Linked DNA regions of Homo sapiens: region 2 is linked to region 1. Evidence: read pairs that join two places in POLR2A ChIA-PET (ENCODE). Cell type or tissue: PC-3. All regions are shown on one strand. Each heading gives the region's core, and the rest is flanking DNA. Links, peaks and the distances in the headings are about the cores only.

Evidence for each region. ChIA-PET counts read pairs that join two places held together with the same protein. Peaks named below come from ENCODE experiments on the same cell type or tissue, not always from the same donor. Only the 100,000 strongest peaks of a DNase experiment are listed, where the experiment ranks them.
Region 2: POLR2A ChIA-PET joins it to region 1 with 41 read pairs; 4 of 35 experiments call an interaction of 5 or more read pairs at or near these places.

The regions. Positions count from the first base shown.
Region 1 is chr12:76,781,045-76,789,381 of GRCh38, reverse strand. All of the region lies in intron 1 of ZDHHC17 (zDHHC palmitoyltransferase 17), which reads right to left. Among named protein-coding and RNA genes, the nearest start is that of ZDHHC17, 21 kb to the right of the region's middle. In PC-3, for the core only: no CTCF peak of the experiment used is centred there; no DNase peak of the experiment used is centred there; H3K27ac peaks cover 1,584 bases.
Region 2 is chr12:76,639,736-76,648,072 of GRCh38, reverse strand. The region is part of intron 1 of LOC105369851 (a long non-coding RNA gene); the gene reads left to right. Among named protein-coding and RNA genes, the nearest start is that of OSBPL8, 84 kb to the right of the region's middle. In PC-3, for the core only: no CTCF peak of the experiment used is centred there; no DNase peak of the experiment used is centred there.

The DNA.
Region 1 (8,337 bases), core at 71-8,070:
CTCTTCACCATTAGACTTTAAGCTATGACAGGGTGGGAATCCTATCTTAATCATTTGTGTATGTCCAGTGCTTAGGACAGAGCCTAGCACAAATAATACTGGTCTCCTTAAATGAAATGAAAGAATAAATGGATGGATTCTTCCTCACTACTGAAAAATATTTTCTTTAACTCATTTAATATTTCTTCATTTTAACTGGGGTAAACTCCTAGAGACGGATTCTTAAAGAGTATGAATATTTTTATGGTTCTTGACATGGTATCTAAATTGTTTTGCAAAAGAATTATAATCCAAACAGCAATACATGATTAACTATTTCTCCATAAACTCACTGGCACTGGGTGTTATTTTTAAATTCTCCACTATTTAAAGAGTAAGAAAGACTTGCTGGGCACGGTGGCTCATGCCTATAATCCCAGCACTTTGGGAGGCCAAGGCAGGCGGATCACCTGAGGTCGGGAGCTTGAGACCAGCCTGACCAACATGGAGAAAACCCCGTCTCTACTAAAAATACAAAATTAGCTGGGCGTGGTGGTGCATGTCTGTAATCCCAGCCACTCGACAGGCTGAGGCAGGAGAATCGCTTGAACCCGGGAGGCAGAGGTTGCAGTGAACAGAGATCATGCCACTGCACTCCAGCCTGGACAACAAGAGCGAAACTCTGCTCAAAAAAAAAAAAAAAAAAAAAAAAAATTGCGATTCCAACTTAAATATATTTTCCTATCCTAGTTCATCTTTTGGGAATTACCTGTTCATATCTTTTGGTCATTTTATTGTACTTGACTCCTGAAATCTGCTTAATATATTTGTATTACACTTTTATATATAGATTAATCTTTTTCATACTGATCTAAAGACTTCCATGTTTAGAACTGTTCATTTATGCTTTCAATATAATTCAGAGATTATACCCTTTATAGTCACATGTATTAATCTTTTCCTTGTGCTTTTTTGGTTTTCATTTTTATATTTCAATACTGCTACAATTATTAGTGCTATTCATGAAATATTTTCAGTTCTCTTCTCAGGTACAAAGTTGAACTGTACACCCTTGGCCCTTTGAAAGATAAGTGTGTCCAAGTGATTGACCATGTGATCTTAACCAATGGAATATGAATAAAAAGGATCTGTTGCTTTCAGAGAACAAGTTTAAGAGCCAACATGCAATTCCCCAGTCTCTCTTTCCATCTGCCAAGGAGACTGGCAATCTTCTAGAGAGTAGAGATAATCACTGGATAGAAAACCTACTATCCCACCCACAATGTATGTGTAGCATAACTACTAACATTTTTTTAAGGGACAGGGTCTCACTATGTTGCCCAGGCTAGAGTACAGTGGCTATGCACAGACGTGATCATCACCACTACAGCCTGGAACTCCTGGGCTCAAGCAATCCTCCTGTCTCAGCCTCCTGAGTAGTTGGTAGTACAGGTGCACACAACCACACTCAGCTAAGCCACTGAAATTTAGGGTTGTTACTGCAGCAAAACATAGCTTATCCGGACTAATATGATTCTGAGAGTTGTTTAGTTTGGTAAGTAGTGTGTAAATGGATCTATATAAATCATTTTCATTGTATTTTGGAGCTGGTTATAACTAGTATATGGTTTTACTACTAATGTTCACAGATTTATCTTATATCCAGCCACAATGTTAAAATATCATCTCTGATTTTAGATACCTTTGAATACTGTAAGAATACCATCAACTCTCCTGCGCGCGCACACACACACAAGAGACAGAGAGAGAGAGAGAGAGAGAGAGGGAGAGACAGAGTGTGTGTTTTCACTCTATGGCCGATGGCATTGGCAAAAACATCAAATGCAATATTGGAAAAGTAAAATGAGAATACTTCCTTATTTCCTATTATTTTTCCTCCATTTTTTAATAGTCAATGTATTTAGTGTTTCTTCATCATAAAGCTGTTCAATCATCCTTATTCAAATATATTCCAGGGAATGCATAACACTGTATATGGATAAAAATGCCCACTTGATTGGGCATAAAAATGCCAACAGGCTGTTACATTATAGAATATGGCCAATTTAATATTTCATTGGAGATTCTCGATTTCATCCTGTAAAGATTATGACCAGTATTATTTTTATGTATCTCCTAGTTGATGATAATATTATGAAAGTGACCTTCACTCTTCCCCTTGACCTCCCTTCTCTACCACAGGCCAACTGTTCTTATCAGCAGCCCACACTCAAGTCGTGGTGACATTTCCATTAGGGCCCAAAAAACTAGGGCAGACATAAAACGACTCTGGAAAATTTCAAGGAAGAAGTACCTTCAAGTATTTTAAGTTGTTTTATTTTGGTTTTTTAAATGTTTGCATCAAGTGCACATGTAAATTATCTAAATGTAATTACCAAAATGTAATTTGAATGGCAAAGATACGTAACTGAAAATCCTAAGAAGTATTGTAAACTATCTCTTAGGAGAAGTGCAAAAACCCCATCTTCGACTGAGAATAAGTAAAGACATTTAGGCATCTAGTTCAGCAGGCAACGGAGATCAATCAGGGAGTTTTGAGGAAGGAAGTAACAGAATTAGATATGCAATTTTAGAAGATCATCTAAAGATTTTTTTTTCCTTTCCACCATCCCCAAAATTTATACTTCCACCTTTCCTGTGCTATTTACTAGAAGGCATTTCTAACTATCAAAATGTCCAAGCTAGAAAAATTCAGCTGGGTGCAGTGGTGCATACCTATAATCCCCACAACTCATGAGGCTGATGGGGAAGGACCACATGCGGCCAGGAGTTTGAGACCAGCCTGAGGAACATAGTGAGACTGTCTCTAAAAATAAAAATTAAAAAGGCCAGGCACAGTGACTCATGCCTGTAATCCCAGCACTTTGGGAGGCCGAGGCGGGTGGACTGCTTGAGTTCAGGAGTTCAAGACCAGTGTGACCAACATGGTAAAACCCCATCTCTACTAAAATACAAAAATTAGCCAGGCATGGTGGCAGGTGCCTGCCATCCCAGCTACTCAGGGGGCTGAGGCAGGAGATTCACTTCAACCCAGATCGTGCCACTGCACTACAGCCTGGACGACAGAGCAAGACTCTGTCTCAAAAATAAATAAAAATAAAAATAAAAAAAATTAGCCAGGCTTAATGGCACACACCTGTAATCCCAGCAACTCAGGAGGTTGTGGTGGGAGGATCACTTGAGCCTACAGTAAACTGTGATCACACCACTGCACTCCTGGGCAACAGAGCAAGATCCCATCTCTTTAAAAAAAAAAAAAGAAAGAAAGAAAAGAAAGAAAAAGAAAACTAATTCCCCCTTGATTCTTTATCCCACAGCTTCAAATATTCACCAAGTCGCAATGCTTCTTTTCTCAAAATAAATCCGTCCCTTCCTCTGTATTAATATTATCACAAATGGTCTACCCATATTACTGTCCCTATCACTCCCTTACTTAAAATCCTTAAAATCATACATATAAGGGTAAAGAGAGGACATTTCGGCAATCATACAAAATCCTTCATGAAGTGGTCCCAGTTTGCTTTTTCCAGCTTTAGTATCCACCATTCCCTTCTACACATCCTACACATTTACGTACACCAGCCATTCCAAGAAGTCATGTACTTTTAAAAACCTCAGTATCTTTGTGCTCATGTTAGCTATTCTACTTAGAAGACACATCCCATCTCAGGCTCAGGCAAACCTTTAGAAATCACAATTCAATTCACAATTCAAGAGTCACCATAGCCTTCCCTGTCCCAGGCAATTAAATGACCTATTATGTGTGCCCATGCTATGCAAATAAATTATTACAGATGACTAAGGATGGTGAACAATAATTTTTTCAAGTTTACGATGGGTTTATCAGGACATAACCACCATCATAAGTAGAAAAGTATCTGGACTCACAATGGTTCAACTTATAATTTTTAACTTTATGATGGATTTAACAGACTATTAAATGCATTTCTGACTAATGAGTTTACTGGGATGTGGTCCCATCGTAAGGTGACGAGTATGAGGGGACTTCAAAAAGTTTGCAAAAAAAATGGAATCAAAAGATTAAAAATATAAACTTCACTTCTCAACATAAGCCCCATCAAGTTCAAGACACTTTTGTAAATGATGATATCATCTAGTCCAACCCTAAAAAACTGAAGGTCCTGGCAATTTAACCAAGTTAATGCAATATTTTTCATATTATTACCTGAAAAAAATGGGTGCCCTTTAAAGATGTTTTAAGATTAGGGAACAAAAAGAAGTTAGAAGGAGCCAATTCAGAACTGTAAGGTGGAAGTCTAATGATTTCCCATTGAAACTCACAAAACTGTCCTTGTTTGATGAGAGAAATTAGCAGGAGCATTGTCATAGTAGAGAAGGACTCTCTGTTAAAGCTTTCCCAGGCATTTTTCTCTGCTAAAGCTTTGGCTAGCCTTCTCATAATAAGCAGATGTTGTCATTCTTTGGCATTCCAGAAAGTCAACGAGCAAAATGCCTTAAGCATCCAAAATTCTGTTACCACAACCTTTACTCCTGAATTTTTGCTTTTGCTTTGAGTAGACCACTGGTAGCCATTGCTTTGACTGTGCTTTGTCTTCAGGATCGTACTAGTAAAGACATGTTCATCTCCTGTTACAATTCTTCAAATAAATGCTTCAGGATCTTGATTAAAAACTCTGCTCCTGTCTGCAGCCAATATGTATGCAAGGGTTTTGGCACCCATCTCGTGGAAAGTTGGCTCAACTTTAATTTTTCAGTCAGAATTGTATAAGCTGAACCAATTGAGATGTCTATGGTGTTCGTTACTGTTTCTGCTGTTAATCTTCCACCCTGTTCAATTAGGGCATGAATAAGATGAATTTTTTCCTCACAAATTGATGTCGATGGTCTTCTGCCACCAGCTTCACCTTCAACATCATCTTATCCTTTCTTAAAACAAGTTATCCATTTATATACTGCTGATTTCTTTGGGGCATTGTCTCCATAAACTTTTCACAAAGCATCAATGATTTCACCATCTTCTACCCGAGCTTCACCATAAATTTGATGTTTGTTCTTGTTTCAATTTTAGTAGAATTCATGTTGCTCTGATAGGGGCTCTTTTCAAACTGATGTCTTATCCTCCTTAATGCCTCAAACTAGATATGGTTTAGACATGTTACAACTAGTTAAAAGTTTATTTTGGTGCAAAAAAATTTTTGAAATCCCTGTATAGTTTTTTCATAATACCCATTTTCCATGAACTTTTTGAAATCTGTATATGTTGTGTGGTGGTATATGTGCTAGTTTAGTTTAGTACTGTTGCTCTAATAAATCGCCACAAATTTAGTGGTTTAAAACAACACAAATTCATTATCTTATAGTTCTAGAGGTCAGAAGTCGAAAATCATCACTGGACTAAAGTCAAAATGTCAGTAGGGCCACACACTCTGCTCCCTCCAGAGGCTCTAGGGGAGAATCTGTTCCTTGCCTCTTCTAGCCCTCTGGCATAATCAAGGCAAACATTTTCAAATCTCTCTCCACTGTTTTTACATTGCCTTCTCCTCTGTGTATATGTTCAAATCTCCCTCCACCTCCCTCTTATATGGATATATGTGATTACATTTAGGGCTCAGCTAACCAAAATAATCCCTCCATCTCAAGATACTTAATTATTTCTGTAAAAACTCTTTTTCCTGATAAGGTAACATTTATAGGTTCCAGAGATTAGGACCTGATATCTTTGGGAAACCATTATTGTGCCTATTAAAGGATGAAAATAAAAGTGGAGAAGTGAGAAGAGATAAAATCTGTATTCCATGGTGATACGGTTTGGCTCTGTGTCCCCATCCAAATCTCATCTTGAACTGTATTCCCCAGGTGTTGTGCGAAGCACCTGATGGGAGGTGATTGATCATGGGGGCGGTTTCCACCATGTTGTTCTCATGATAGTGAGTTCATAAATAGACAGTTATGAGATCTGATGGTTTCATAAGCGTTTGATAGTTCCTCCTTCACGTACCCCTCTCCTCTTTCCTGCCACCATGTAAGACGTGTCTGCTTCCCCTTCCACTGTGATTGCAAGTTTCCTGAGGCCTCCCCAGCCATGTGGCACTGTGAGTCAATTAAATCTCTTTCCTTTATAAATTACCCAGTCTCGGGTATTTCTTTATAGCAGTGTGAAAACAGACTAATACACATGACTGGAGTTTTGTAGTTTTCTCTTAGCTATCAAATACCCTCAATCATGGGAGAAACCTAACCTTGGGCTCTCTCTTGCAGGACATTTTGAGAGATCTGAAATTCACCCTGTGGGGACTAACTTTCTACTTGACCAAACTTTAGTCAGCCTCCTCTGAGCCCTCTTCTCAACTAGGCCTCAACGTCAACCCTTGCCATTTGGGGGCCTGCATATCCCAATTTTTGCAAGAATTCTGCTAAGTCAATCAGACCTAAGTCAGGCAGGCCAAGGTCATCAGATACTAAAGGTGGGGAATTCTGTTAAGTTGTTTTAGCAAGAATCCCCCGCCCCTGATGTCTTCTCTTGGTAATTTTCCATCTGCTGACTACCCCTCATTCTGCTTGCTGACTATAAATCCCCACCTGTCCTTGCTGTATTTGGAATTGAGCCCAGTTCTACACTGAGGTATTTTTTCCACTATTGCAAAGTTCCTGAATAAAATCTGTTGTTTATCACTTCAGTCACTGTCCACTTCTGGCTTTCTCTGACAAGACTTCCCTCTGTAATATTCTCTGGTACAAACGAGACATTCTCCAGCACAATTCTTAAAACTCTTGCTCAGCTCCTACTCCAGTGGAACATATCTGAGGTTGTGTCTGCTGAGCAGGCAACTTTCTTTAAGTTTCTTTCAAGATGTCACTAGACTGAACAGCATCTAAAGTGTTTGCCTGGCCCAAAGGAAATGCTCTTGACTCAATATCACTGGACACATAGTGAAAGCCCTCTCTTCCAGCTTTTCCACTGCAAAGCTATTTTATATATCTGTTACATTTATTCTTCTCCAGGAATGCAGCAGCAGGCCTCAGTCTCTGGGCCTTCCATAACTCCAGGAGACCCAAATCATACTTTTCCCAAGAATTCTCTAACACTTTACTCAGGTAACATTCCAGGGAGGGAGGCCTAACTATTTTCTGCAACCCAGCAGGCATCCAGCTAAAGGACCATCTTCCTTCCTGAAAAGTCCCCCAATCTCTCAGAGAAATTGTTTTTCACCCACAGAGAAGATAATGTAAAGACTATAGCACTCCATTTTGAGCTGATAACTCTTCAAAGAATCCTTCCTCAAATTAAATTCTTTTTTTATCTTGTATAGGCTGGAGGTGCTAAAGTTCCAGAACAAATCATGGCCACTTGCCAAAAAATTCAACACCATCTCTTTATAATGCAGCTTTATCAGCTTTATCAGCTACTATCCTTAGCTTTAGGCTCCAGGAAAAACGCTAAGGTGACAAGAAAAAACCCACTTAACACTCAGTTATATACAAATACATCATACAGTACTTACCCTATCACACCTAGAATTTTTCAGTTAACATTATGTTTTTGAGATTTATCTGTGCTGATACATGTAGCTCTACTTTATTCAATGTAATTGCTAAATGGTATTACATTACATGAATAAGCCAGATATATTCTCCTACTGTCTTAGTCCATTTTGTGTTGCTATAACAGAACACTAGTGACTGGGTAATTTATAAAGAAAATAAAGTATTTCTTACAGTTCTGAAGGCTGAGTAGTCCAAGGTGAAGGGGCCCACATCTGGCAAGGCCATTCTTGCTGCATCATCCCATGGTAGAAGGTGCAAGGGCAAGACAGCATGAGACAGCAAACGAGAGGACTAAACTTACTTTTAGAACCACCCACTCTCGAGTAACAAACTCACTCTCTTGATAAGGACATTAATCCATTCATGAAGGCAGAGCCCTCTTAGCCTAATCACCTCTCAGCAGTCCCACCTCTTAATACCATCACAATGACAATTAACTTTCAACATAAGTTTTAGAGGAGACATTCAAAACAAAGCACCTATTAAAATACAAGTCGCTTAACACTTTTTGCTACTACAAACCATACTGCAATGAACAATCTTATATGGGTCTCATCTGTAAAAGTTTCTCTAGGGTAAGTACGTATTAGTTTTAATAGAACTTATAAGTATCTTCAACTATCTTTCAAGGTAGTAGTAACAATTTATGCTCTCACTAGCAATGTGTGAGTTCTCTTTCACTATACTTGGATTTATCAGATTTTTTTTTTTTTTTTTTTTTGAGACGGAGTCTCGCTTTGTCGCCCAGGCTGGAGTGCAGTGGCGCAATCTCGGCTCACTGCAAGCTCCGCCTCCCGGGTTCACACCATT
Region 2 (8,337 bases), core at 333-8,332, 140 kb after region 1:
CTGTGATTTGTTGCCTCCACTCAATAATTGAAGGAAATCTAAATTTAGAGATGAGTGAAAATGAGGATGTTGTATATTTTCCCCATCTAAATTCATAGACCCTTGAAATGTATCCATAGATATTCTTGGCCTATGCCTCCCCATCACCCGCCCTGTGTAAGGACTGTAAGGACCCTGCATAAGACTCCTTCTGTGCCTTTGAAAGGAGTAGAGCTCATCTCAGTGGGTCCATGTTATAAGAGGGCAGACTTCAGTTCACCACAATGAAGAACTTCCTAACAATTAAAAATCCTCAAAAATAATAGGCCACTTAGTAAAGTAAGTTTTTCATTACTAAAGTATTCAAAAGAAGTAAATATGATTGAATTAGGATTATTGCATCAGGAAGGAAATTGGGACTCCATTTATATACATTATAATGTGAACAAAGCTTTCTAGAGATGGACAAAGCTGCAGTCCTGCTAACATTCACCAGGCATGGAGCAAGGTGCTTTACATTCCTTGACTCATTCAACTCTAACAGTCAGCATAGGAGGTAGGCATATTCTTCTGAATGTCAGCTCAGGATTATTATTATTTTTTAACTTGAAAAAGAAAAACATCTAAGAGGTAAAATTCAAATGAAGGTGTTTCAGGCCCCAAAGTTTAGATATTTTCATCTGTAAAATGGAGTTAATAATATTTACTTATAAGTACTTACAAGGCAAGTACTTATAAGTAAGTATTTATAAAGTGGTTTTTAGAACTTCAAAAGATAATATATGTCAAGTATATATGTAAAGTTATGAAGGATAGTGATATTCTAAGCATTTTACATGAATTAACTAATTTCATCCTCACAACGTTTGAGTTAAGTAATAGTATTACTTAACTATTACTTAACACAATAATCTTTGTGTATGCAAGATTTCTGTCCCCACCAGGTATGGTGGCTTGCACCTGTAATCTGTAATCCCAGCTACTTGGGAGGCTGAAGCAGGAGGATCCTTTGAGGCCAGAAGTTCAAGACCAGCCTGGGCAACATAGTGAGACTCCATCTCTTAAAAAAAGTTAAAAATAAAAGTAAAAGATTTCTCTCCCTAACAAGACAGTGACTGCTCAGAGGTAATAATGGAACTGCCTTTATTACTAGCACTAAATGAAACTGCCTTTATTACTAAAACAAATTGCTAGTACCAGGTCTGGGCACAGCATAACACAGTTGTTACCAGCATGAGCTCTGGAGTCAGACCATCTGGGTTCAAATCCAGTTTGCAGTTGTGTAGCCTTGGGCAAGCTATTCAACCTCTTAGTGTCTCTGTTTTCCCATCTGTTAAATGAGGATGAGTAAAATAATAAAATAAAAGAACAAGACTTGACAGTATCTATCCCTGTCAGTTTGACTCAGAGCTAACTTGTTCTGCTTCTGCTGTCTTTTAAAAAAAATTCATATTATTATGTTTAATCTCTAAAGACTTTTCTTTCATGGTTGGTCGCTGACAATGTACTCCAAGGAAGCAACCAGAACCACCCACTCTCAGGGAAGCATTTTCAACTGCTGCTTTGAGTATTGCTAAAGTTTCTCTGTCCTACAGTATACTCTAAGATAGCAATTCACAAGCTGAGATTTATGACTTGCTAAGTTCAAAGATACAAACAAAATATTTATTTTTGACATTTCTCTTGAGAAGTCACCTGAATCACTCACATCTTTCTCTTGGTATTTAAAAGGGGTAGTTTTCAGTAATCATATTGTTAAGGGATCCTTGGGGTGTTGCTTCACCAGCCAGAAACCTCTATGGCTGGTGGCACCTTTGCCTGAGTTTTGCTCTGGCCCACTGGACTCATTCTGCCCACTTGGCCTAGCAGGCTGCACTAGGCTCATGCTGCTGGTCTGGATCCCATGCATGCCAAGGCCAAGCCAGGCATGGAGCAGCAAAGGGTGTGTGAGCGAGTGTGGGGTCTGACCACTGCACATGACCAGTCATGCTGGCTGCGTTGGGGCGAGCAGCTCCAGGTGCTAGCATGGGTGTAGGCTCCCTGCCAGGCTGCAGCTAGAACAGGTGTACCATAAGCAGCTTCCACAGCTCACATTGGGGAATGTGGTGGTGCCTAAAAGCTTGGAGACACCAGGAACTGCAGAGCCCTAAAGAGGGTGTCATAGCCCTGGCTTGGGGATTTCCTAGGTCTGGGCTCCCTGAAGGGTTGCAGCTCTTCTCTCCTCTCTTCTGGTTGCCCTCAATGTGGTGAGTAAGGGGTGTGTTTCAGCCCTGTTTGTGTTACAGCTCTTTTAGCCCCACCATTCAGGGGGTCCCAAGTTCTTGTCCTGTGTCCAGGAAGAATGAGGTACACAGACAAGTGGAGGGTGAGCAAGATGAAGAGGAGCTTTATTGAGCAATAGAGCAGCTCGGAGGAGACCCAAAGTGGGCAGCCCCTCTCCATAGCCAGGGTGTCCCAGTGAGTGTTCAGCTCTTAGCAGAGAGGGTAGCTCCTCTCTGCAGGCAGGGCATCTTGACAAGTGTTCAGCTCTCAGCAGAGGGGGTAGCTTCTCTCTGCAGCTGGTGGTCCTGTCATCCCTCTAGTCTGGCTCAGTCCAGAGCTTTTATGGGCCTCAGAGAGAGGAAGTGCACACTGATTGGTCCATGAGCAACCACGGGCAGGCCCGGAAAAGGCATCACAAGTTTCCACTCTGGTCCATGGGACCAGCAGCTCATCCCCCAGGCACAGGCCCTCCCCAGCTTGAAGGTGGGGCTTCACCAGGGACCCGCCCCCTTCTGCCCAGGAGCCTGTCTGCCTCTTGCCGCCATTCATGATGCCCAGGCTGTTTGTGCAAAGGGGCACCTGCAGGCCAGCGCAGAGCTGCCCTCAGCACCCCCCCAGCCTCTCTCCTGTGATCACTGGCACCCAAAGTCCAGAGGGGCCCAAAGCGGCAGGGGGCTGGCATGTCAGCACTGCCCTGAGCATGTGCACACCCGGCCAGATTGCAACAGTGCCCAGGCTCAGCCTCAACTTTGCTCCATGACCGGATTGGGTGCTGAGAGCAGAGAGAAGACAAGCAGTGGGAGCAGGCACTTCCAAGCCTGCAGGGGATTGGGGGACCTTCCCGGAGCCCTGAGAGTGCAGAGATGCCTGGGTCCACAGCCAGGGCTTGAGCAGCTGCAGCTGCAGCTGCACCTGGGAGGGCAGGACTCCTGCCTGCTCCTGGCTCTCAAGAGCACAGGGGTGCCTGGGTTGCAGCTGCAGCTTGGGCAGCTGCAGTTGTGCCTGGGAAACTCCCACCCTGCCAGTAGACTAAATCACTGGGGGTGCGAGGAAATTTGGACCTCAGTAGCCAGGTTCAAATTGTTCACTGTTTCTGAAAAGTGGAATTCACCTGTGAGCAATATTCTCCTTAGAAACTCTCCTTTTAGAACTCTCCTTTTAGGAAAATCCATTTATTTATTTATTTATTTATAAAACAGCCAGAAATTATTCAGGTAAATTTTGTAAGTCAAGTGCTTACTCCCTTTTACTTAAGCTGCCAGTGGCTGTTTTGCTAAAGCATTGTTTCATCAATAAACTCTGGGCTTTACTTAATAACTCTGTCAGTGGTGCAGAAGTCCAGAAGTTTTATAGGACTTGGTAGGAATTATTATAGTAAAAAGCATTTTATAGCAATTTCCTCTCTTATTTAAAAGTAATATAGACCATGAATACTGGATTCTGCTAGAAGAAAAAGGGGAAATCTTAGGTTGGTTGGTTTTATGTTCACTGTATCATTTTTACTTCTCTTACAAATCTTTAGATAAACAGAATTAAGAAGAAAACCTTTTCTGTAAGCCAGAGAAATATTTTAGTATTTGTTCTGGTATATTTTATTTCCTCCTTTATTTATTTATTCATTTATTTATTTATTTATTTAGAGATGGAGTCTCGCTCTGTTGCCCAGGCTGGAGTGCAGAGGCACCATCTCAGATCACTGCAACCTCTGACTCCCAGGTTCAAGCAATTCTCCTGCCTCAGCCTCCCAATTAGCTGGGATTACAGGTGCCCACCACCACACCCAGCTTATTTTTTTTGTATTTTTAGTAGAGATGGGGTTTCACCATGTTGGCCAGGCTGGTCTCTAACTCCTGGCCTCAAGTGATTTGCCTGCCTCAGCCTCCAAAAGTGCTGGGATTACAGGCATGAGCCACCGTGCCCAGCTATTAATTATATTTTAGACAGGCTCTCACTCTGTCACCCAGGCTGGAGTGCAGTGGCATAATCATAGCTTACTGCAGCCTTGAACTCCTGGGCTCAAATGATCCTTCTGCTTCAGCCTCCTGAGTAGCTGGGATTACAAGTGTGAAACATTGTGCCAAGAACCTCATGTATTTTTCATCCAGTAATACAGCTTCTAAAAATCCATTCTAAGAAACCAGTTGTAGATAGAATCAAATATTTACATACCAAGTGCATTTATCACAGCTCTATAAGAAGAGCAGAATCCCTAGCAACTTATGTCTCTGAGGTGTCTCACTGCTCTGCTATAAATTTCAATGTTGACAACCACCTTGAATGGTAATTTGGAGAGCATTTTAGGCAGGGAGTCAAAAACACTGGCTCAAGTACTTGTTCTAACCCTTTATCTCCTGTCTGACTCTAGAAAATTACTTTTTTTGAGTCTGTTATTTAACATTTTATTTGCAACATAAAATACGATTTAAGATCATGGACTTTAGAGGTAGACTGCCAAGCCTCAGCTTCACTATGTACTAGCTAATGGAACTTGGGTAAATTACTATACCTCTGTGCCTCAATTTTCCCAACTATAAGATGGCGATAGTAATACTTCCTACCGTAAAAAGTTGTTTTGAGGATTAAACAAATTATCATCTGTAAGGCTGGCTTATTAGTGGTTGGCATTCAGCAATCACTATCTTGCTTTAAGTGCTAAATGAGCCTGCATAATGGGAATAATAAACCCTTTTTCACCAAACTGATGGAAGGATGACATGGGAGCATATATGTGAGAGTACTACAGAAACTACAACATACAGGCTGGGCGCGGTGGCTCACGCCTGTAGTCCCAGCATTTTGGGAGGCCGAGGCGGGTGGATCACGAGGTCAGGAGATCAAGACCATCCTGGCTAACATGGTGAAACCCTGTCTCTACCAAAAATACAAAAAATTAGCCGGGCATGGTGGCAGGCGCCTGTAGTCCCAGCTACTCGGGAGGCTGAGCAGAAGAATGGCGTGAACCCGGGAGGCGGAGCTGGCAGTGAGCGGAGATTGTGCCACTGCACTCCAGCCTGGGCGACAGAGCAGAGCGAGACTCCGTCTCAAAAAAAAAAAAAAAAAAGAAAAAAGAAAAAAAGAAACTACAACACACTATGCAAATGTCATGCCGTTATTAGAGAGGTAGTTGGAAGTATATGTCAATCATCTTACAATTCTATGGTAAAAATATTCTACCTCCTAGAAACATATGTATGAGTAGTAATTGATTTAGCAGACCAGAGAATTGAAATTTAAGTCTGCATTGGGGGAGAAAAGGTCAGAGTAAAGGAGGGCTGCATGGAAAGGACTAATAAGAAGCAAACTGTAGAATCACAGAAGAGCTCAGGTAGGGATACAATTGGGCCTAAAACAGAAGGATTGGTTAAAAATCTTGAAAAGGAGTAGGGAGATGACCCACTTCCCCATCTCTTCATCCCTCTCTACGTGGCTACCCGTTCCCTCCCCTGACAGAAAAGTGGAAATTTGTTCTCTCAAATGGTTGTATCAGAAAGGCTGTGATCTCAGGAACACTATTTTTAAAGGAATATTTAGAGAATAGTCTAAAGGTCTTCAACATTAAAAAATAAGATGGTAGAAATGAAAAATCAAAAGGAAGCTTGAATATACGGTCAAGTGTATTTCCCAGAAAGAACAAAAAGATAAACAGATGCCAGATGCAGTGACTCATGCCTGTCATCCCAGCACTTTGGGAGGCCAAGGGGGCAGATCACTTGCGGCCAGGAGTTCAAGACCAGCCTGGGCAACATAGCAAAATAAGCCAGGCATGGTGGTGCACACCTAGAGTCCCAGCTACTCAGGAGGCTGAGGCAGGAGGATTCCTTGAGCCCAGAGGTTTGAGGCTGCAGTGAACTATGATTGCACCATTACACTTCAGCCTGGGCAACAGAGTGAGACCCTGTCTTAAAAACAAACAAACAAAAAAAACCCAAAACACACAACACACACACACACACACGAACAAGACAAGAAAACAAAACACGCACACACACAAACAAGACAAACAGATGCAATATGTAAGGAAGAGCATTAGAGACGTACAAACCAATTTCCCAGAATTTAAGGACCTGAGTTTTCTGATGAAAACATTTCAGTTACAGTCCGGTCAAAAAACTAAACCAAAGAACAACATCATGAAATTTCAAAAGACAAAAGATTTTAAAAGACATATCTATGAAAACTCCTTGAAAGGAAAAATTAGTCTGGGCACAGTGGCTCACGCCTGTAATCCCAACACTTTGGGAGGCTGAGGCAGGCAGATTGCTTGAGCCCAGGGGTTTGAGACCAGCCTGGGCAACACAGGGAGACCCCATCTCTACAAATAATACAAAATTAACTAGGAATGGTGGCACATGCCTGTAGTCTCAGCTACTCGGGAGGCTGAGGTGGAAGGATTGCTTGAGCCCAGGAGGTCAAGGCTGCAGTGAGCTGAGATCTTGACACTGCACTCTAGCCTGGGGGACAGAGTGAGACCCTGTCAAAAAAAAAAAAAGAAGGAAAGTGAGAAAGAAGAAAAGAAAGAAAGACAGAGAGAAAGAAAGAAAAGGAAAGAAAGAAAGAAAGAAAAGAAAGAAAGAAAGGGAAAGAAAGAAGAGAGAGAGGGAGGGAAAAGAAAAGGAAAGAAGGAAAGAAAGAGAAAAGCAAAGCAAGGTCACAAAGTATCAGGAATCAAAATGGGATCAAAATTCCTAGTAGCAACCACTGGAAACTAGATGATAATTGATTAAAACTTCCAAATTCTAAAAGAAGATGATTTCTAAGTAAAATTCTCTGTCTGCTTAAACTCTACATAAAGTAAAAAGCTAAAGATTTTTTCAGACAAGCAAGGACTCAAATAATTTACCTTCCATATCTGCTTCTCAGAAAGCTCCTGGGAGTTATTGGGCTCCACTAAAATAAGAGAGTAAACTGAGAAAGAGGAAAATGGATATCCAGCACCAGAGGAGGCCAGGGGACATCCCATGATGGTGGCAAAGGTCAGAATCTGGGTAGCAGGTCGGACAGCAACCAGGCCAGGCTGGAGCAGGAGGCAGGAGCAACAACGCCAAGAAAAAATGGGACTGATAGATGGTCAGATGTATTTGGCCATGTCAGAGGGGTTTTATAGACAAAAGTTGATGCAGGAAGTTTAAGGTAGTATATATGTGGATCAGATATGTACTTATGGTCATAATCATGTAATTATTTAATACTAATTTAATTCAATACTGATTGTATAACTATATTTGAGGCATGCAGATTGGAAAAGCACGCATGTATGTAAGTGGAGAGTGTGGGGAGAGAAACAGACTTAAATCCTCATCTTTCTTTTTTTTTGAGATGAAGTTTTGTTCTTGTTGCCCAGGCTGGAGCTCAGTGGCACGATCTCGGCTCACTGCAACCTCTGCCTCCCGGGTTCAAGCAATTGTCCTGCCTCAGCCTCCTTAGTAGCTGGGATTACAGGCACATGCCACCATGCCCGGCTAATTTTTGTATATTTAGTAGAGATGGGGTTTCACCATGTTGACCAGGCTGGTCTTGAACTTCTGACCTCAGGTGATCCACCCACCTCGGCCTCCCAGAGTGCTGGGATTACAGGTATGAGCCACCATGCCCCACTTAAATCCTCATCTTTCATCATAGGAGATTGTTCAGAATCAATTGAGAGATGGTAATAAGAGTCAGATGGATAAAGATCAAAATATCAGCTTCAAGGTTTGGGTGTGGGAAGGTTTTGGGGGAAGTGATTCTAGGAAGTGGAGTGAGGGTATGGGAAAGAGAGACTGGAAAAGGAGAAAAGCCATTAAGAATGTGTCAGTGAGCTCAGTCCCACTGGAGACCTTCTGAGAAACAGGGTGGAACACGCCTTTGCATTGTCCCACCAGAGGACAGGGAGGCTGGTCGACTTGTTGAAGATGGCGTACGCAAACGCCTCTGCATTTCTCATTCTGCTTATACAACTAAGAGCTCCTGTCGGGCCAAAGAAAGCCCTGCTGTGGTGAAGTAAAGAGATGCTAGAGCTTAAGGTGGGAGGCTGTCAGCAGGGTGGAAGCTGTCACACCACAGCAGGTGAGCTTACAGTTAGAGGTAGGTGGGGGCCTGGGAGGGGAGCATTAATAG